Linked DNA regions of Homo sapiens: region 1 is linked to region 2. Evidence: read pairs that join two places in POLR2A ChIA-PET (ENCODE). Cell type or tissue: PC-9. All regions are shown on one strand. Each heading gives the region's core, and the rest is flanking DNA. Links, peaks and the distances in the headings are about the cores only.

Region 1 (2,825 bases), core at 236-2,735, 130 kb after region 2:
CCCCCAGAATGCAAGTACTGCAGACACCTATAAAGCACTGAAAGAGAAAAAAAAATCTAGAAGTCTTCTTTAAAGTGCCAAAAGAAAAAAAACCTGTCAACCGGGAATTTTTTCACAGTTAAAAATAGTCTTCAAACGTGAATTCTTCCATGTCTTTCATAACATAGAAAGATACAGCTTCTACATCAAAATAAAGACACTTACAAGCAAACAAAAAGGGAGAGAAGTTGTTCCCAGAAAGCCTTCACTGAAAGAAATTAAAGGAAAATGATGCCAGATGGAAAAAGAGAAATGAAGAACAATGTAAATAGCAAATATGTGAGTAAATTCAAATTAATATCAACTTTAAAGCAATAAGAATAATATCATCAATTTTAAAAAATGTAAAAGTCTGTAATCATAATTAATAACAGAAAAAGTAAAAGGAGGGTAAGTGGAGTTAAAGTATTCTAAGATCCTAACATCATCTGGGAAGAAGTGAAAATCCTAATTTATTTTAAGTTCTAATATGTCCCAGATGCATGTTATAATCTCAAGGGTAATCACTAAAGAATAAATAGTAACAAGATATTAGAGGGTTAGAATAGGAAAACAAGAACTGAATAATGTAAATGAGGCATGAACAGAGAAAAATGAATAGAGTATAGGTGGGGCACATAGGAAATAAGTAGTAAGATGGTAAATTGAAATGATAATTATATTAAATGTAATGATCTACATACTGAAATAGAAGGTAAAGATTTCGAGGCTGAACTAGAAAAACAAAAAGCAATTATATTCTCTTTACAAGAGACACGTCTTAAATATAAGGACACAGAGTTTAAAGTGGGAGACTAACATACTTCTATCAGTAATTGATACAACAAGCAGACAAAAAAATCAGTAAGAATAGAGATTTAAACTACATGATTAATAAACTTGACCTAATTGATATATATAAAACTCTATACCCAATAATCTCAGGATATGCATTTTTTAAGGGCACAGGGAACATTTACCAAACAGATCATAAGCTGGGCCATAAAGAGATGTCAATGAATTTAAAAGGATTGAAATCATTCAGTGAATATCCTCTGACCACAGTAGAATTGAGTTAAAAAGCTACAACAGAAAGATAATTGGAAAATCTGAAAATGTTTAGAAACTAAGCAAAGCATTTGTAAATAATTTATAGCTCAAGGGAGAAATTACAATGGAAATTAGAAAATATTTTTCAATGAATGGCAAAAATAGAACATATCAAAACTTACAGCATGAAGCTAGTAATGCTTACAGAAGAATTTTGGCTGTAAGAACAAATAGTGGGAAGGGGAAAAAGCTGAAAATCAACCATCTGAAGAAGTAAAAATGAACAAAACCCAAAGAAATCAGACAGGAAACAATAAAATTAAGAACAGAAATCAGTGTAACAGAAATAAATGTACAATTGAGAAAAATCAACAAAACCAAAAATTATTTCTTTGTTAAGATGAATACAATTGATAAGACTGATGGAGAACAAATCCACAAATGATCTACATGAACAATGAAAAGGAGACATATTACTATTTATTGATGCTACAACACTTTAAAAAATTGTTTAAATGATACTAAAGGCCAGCCACAGTGCTTCACGCCTGTAATCCCACCTTGGCCTCCCAAAGTGTTGGGAGGATCACTTGAACCCAGGAGTTCAAGATCAGCCTGGGCAACATAGGGAAACCCTGTCTCTACAAAAAATTAGCCAGGCATGGCTGCTCGCACTTGTAGTCCCAGCTACTCAGGAGGCTGAGGTGGGAGGATCGCTTAAGCCCAGAGGGTCGAGGGTGCAGTGAATACTGATCGTGCCACTGCCCTCTGGCAGAGACAGACCCTGTCACCAAAGGAAAAAAAAATTGGCCATTTTATCTTCAAGACTTTGGTGTGTGCAAAGACTATCAGGACTCAAAAAGGCAAATATAGATACATGGGACTATGTCAGTGTTTTCCAACCTCTTAAAATTATAGCCCCTAAGAAGCCTTTTAAATTTTTTTCTCCTAATCTCCATACCCCCTGCCTCATAAAATTTTAATACCATAGATATACTGTGTATCTGTTTACGTATTGTATTCCTTTGAAGGGTCACAAACCAATTCCAACAACTAAGACTTTGTTATGCCCCCCAAGACCAATTTATACCCCATGAGGAAAATATAGCCCCGTTAAGAATCTGTGGACTACATTAATGTTAAGAATGCTGATTTATTAGAAGACACCATTGAACAAGTGATAGAGGAGAAGAAGATATTGACAATACATAAGATAGTTATAAAGAATATATAAAGAAATCCTAGAAACAATAATTAAAAGATAGACAATACCCACCCCAACCCCTAAATGGGCAAAATAATTGAACAAGAAATTCACAAAAAAAGGATTTATCAATTGCCATTAAAATATAGAAAGAGGCACAATCCCGTTAGTCACCAGGAAAATACAAATTAAAATCACCATGGAGTCCTACCACATACCCACCAGAGTGGCTAAAATTTAAGACTGAAAATATCAAGCCCTGGCAGAGATATGGAGAAAGAGGAACTCACACACTGCTGGTCTAATTGAGGCAATAACTTTGGAGAACTGGCAGTATTTACTAAAACTGACCATGATCATACCATATAACCCAGCAATTCCACTCCTAACTTTTTATACCCAAAAGAAATGCTACATATGTTGAAATTCTTGTGTAGTTTAGCCAGGTTGCTGGATACAGGAAAAAAAAAAAAAAAACATGGAGAAGAATGTTCACAGCAGCGCTATTTGTAATCAGCCAAAACTAGAAACACTCCAAAGATCTATCAGAAAT
Region 2 (2,825 bases), core at 53-2,552:
AATCCAAGTGATTTGCCCTGACCTACAGGGCCCTGCGTAATCGGGCTCCAACAGATCTCTTCCCAGTTTTCTCTCCTGTGACTTCTGCCCTTGCCTACTCTGCCTTTCTGCTGGTCTTTCAACCCATGCTCATTCGGCCTTTAGGGCTTTGCCTGTGCTGGTTCTGGGGCTGGGGTGCTTGTCCCGTACCTTCTCCAGGCTCTCCTCTGCGTGGGGGTGCTTACCTGCAGAAGGGTCATCTTCCCACCATGGCCTTCCCTGACTCCTCATCCCCAATACTGCCCTCTGCCCCACCTGCCCCATCTTCACACTTTGCTGTATTTTTCATCATAGTTTATCACTACCTGGCACTATTTACATATTTACTTGTTTATTTGTTTGCTGTCTGCCTCCCCAAATGGATGTAAGCTCCATGAAGGTAGGACTTTATAGTATTCGTTGCTATCTCCCCAGCTTCCAGAGCGGAGTGTAGCCCATAGTAGATGCTCAGTAAATATTCATGGCTGGATTGAATGCAGGATTAGATGCAAATGTGTAGATTCCTTTTCACCCTGTTTTATTCCAAGCCCAGAGGTTATCACTGTTAACAGTTTGATAACTAGCCTTCTAGACTTTTAAAAATGCATTTATAAAGGCAGACAAAAAAAAAATCATAGTTTTAAAGAATAATACAAATGATTTTACATCATATTTTTCTCAATAATATATTAGGTATTTTCTCGTATTAGTTTATATATAGTTTATCCATCTATTCATCTCTCTTTCTCATCAGTTTATATGTTTTTTTTTAAGAGACAGAATCTCTGACTGGGCACGATGGCTCACACCTATAATCCTAACATTTTGGGAGGCTGAAATTGGAGGATTGCTTGAGGCCAAGAGTTCAAAACCAGCCTGGGCAACAGAGACCCTGTCTCTACTTTAAAAAAAAAAAAAAAGTAAGTAAAAAAAAAAAAAAAAAAAAAAAAACAGAGACACGGTCTCACTCTGTTGCCCAGGCTGGTCTTGAACTGCTGGCTTCAAGCAGTCCTCCAGCCTCAGCCTGCCAAAGTGCTGAGCCACCACACCTGAACTAGATAGTACTTTTTAATGGTTACATTGTAGTTCATACTATGGATGTACCACAATTTATTTAATTATTTTCCTGTTGAGAGATATTAATATATAGGTTATTTCCCCTGCTCATGATTATAAGCAAGGCTGCAGTGAATATGCTTGTATATAAATCTTTGTACGCATAGACCTCAAATTACGAAATTCCCTGTCAGTGACTTGGTAGATACTGCTTAATTTGTCCTCAAGGATTATACTGTTTTATACTCCCACCAACAATATATGAATGCCTATTTCCCCGTATGCTTGCCAATGCTAGATATTACCACACTTTCAAAATATTATTCAATGTTGGGTAAAAAAATATTTAACTCTCTTACAAAAGAGAAAGGTGATACAAAGCCTTCCTTACAGGTGGATTGTTAGTCATTTCCTATAATGATAAGCTTCTTAGTTTCTAGATTACACATTAGCCTGCTAAAGAAAGATAGTCTCTTTTGAAAGAAGTGACAGACTTAAAGGAGTAAGGTGATTTAAGATGAGAAACATCTTATGCCTTTTTAAGAAGCTTCCAACTTCTTTTCCAAGAAGTATCATTTCAGGATGTGTGCTGTGAGATCCAAACCACAAGCCCACATATCCTCATTTTCTTGCTCTAAAATATCACTCCCAGGTGATTTTTTTTTCTTAAAAAGAATCCACAGCACAAAACATCAAGTGTTGGAGTTGGCTGGAGAGTTAATGGAAGTTGTAGCAAGTGGTGATTTATTGTTATTTAACCACTTTGTGGTTTCTGCTGGGCCTAGCTAGAAGTGTACTCAAAGAATAAGAGAAGCTATTTGTTTTATCAACTGTGACTGGGGGCCAAACAAAGGCATGGGAAGGAATAAGAAGAGAAATGCCAACCCAGAGAAGAGAGCTGGAGCACAGGTAGTACCTGGATGCTTCTGTGATGTTAGTCGGTTTCAACTCAGAGCTAGTGTGAATGTTGGTTGGCTCAGATGCTGGCTGTGGCCTTGAAGTCACTTTTCAGGGCTGGACTGAGTCCCAAAGGGCAGTCCCTGGGTCTTCTCCATTTTCATCAGATATCAAATGGGGAGGATGAGAGGTCCTTTCGTGGCATCAGTATATTAGAGTTTGAAGGATTCTTTAGAATCAGCTAGTTTTCTTACTCACCTTATAGATGATGAAACTGAGAGATAAAATGATTCACATAGGTAATGATCCAGACATTTTAAGCTCTGTGTTGAATAATCAAAGGGAAAAGCTCTTTACTTGAACTTTACAGATTTAACAGATTGTTGGACAGAAAAGAACTCTTGCCTTGAAATTCCTAACGCAGGAGTGGCATATAACTGGTATGTATGCCACCATACCCTGCCCCGGCCACATGCCCATAGCAGACATTGTTAATCGACCCAGCACCTTTTCCTCAGCCAAGCTCTGGCCAGCCTGAGAATCCTCCTTAACATAGTGCTGGAGGCGCCAGTCATACCGATCTGAGCTTTCATGTGATTTAAAATCTGTTTGCCTCCCTCTTCTGAATGATGTATCCATGTGATTCATGATGTGCTGATAGCATGGGACTTCAAGTCAGAAGAACTTGGTTTGACTCCTCCATCTGCTGCTTCCTAGTTACGTTATCTTAGGCAACTCACTTAACCTTCCTGGGGCAATTTACTCCCTCTGAGATGAGAAAGTTGAATTAAATAATCCGAAAGCATCCTGTCAAGCTCTGAAAAATGCTATGCTTCAAGGTACACAGACTTCTC

The links. Peaks named below come from ENCODE experiments on the same cell type or tissue, not always from the same donor. Only the 100,000 strongest peaks of a DNase experiment are listed, where the experiment ranks them.
Region 1: POLR2A ChIA-PET joins it to region 2 with 9 read pairs; 2 of 35 experiments call an interaction of 5 or more read pairs at or near these places.

Annotation. Positions count from the first base shown.
Region 1 is chr11:129,565,450-129,568,274 of GRCh38, forward strand. No RefSeq gene overlaps it. Among named protein-coding and RNA genes, the nearest start is that of LINC01395, 50 kb to the right of the region's middle. In PC-9, for the core only: no CTCF peak of the experiment used is centred there; no DNase peak of the experiment used is centred there.
Region 2 is chr11:129,433,478-129,436,302 of GRCh38, forward strand. The region is part of intron 1 of BARX2 (BARX homeobox 2); the gene reads left to right. Among named protein-coding and RNA genes, the nearest start is that of BARX2, 59 kb to the left of the region's middle. In PC-9, for the core only: no CTCF peak of the experiment used is centred there; DNase peaks (open chromatin) are centred at 1,384, 1,834 and 2,354; H3K27ac peaks cover 2,422 bases.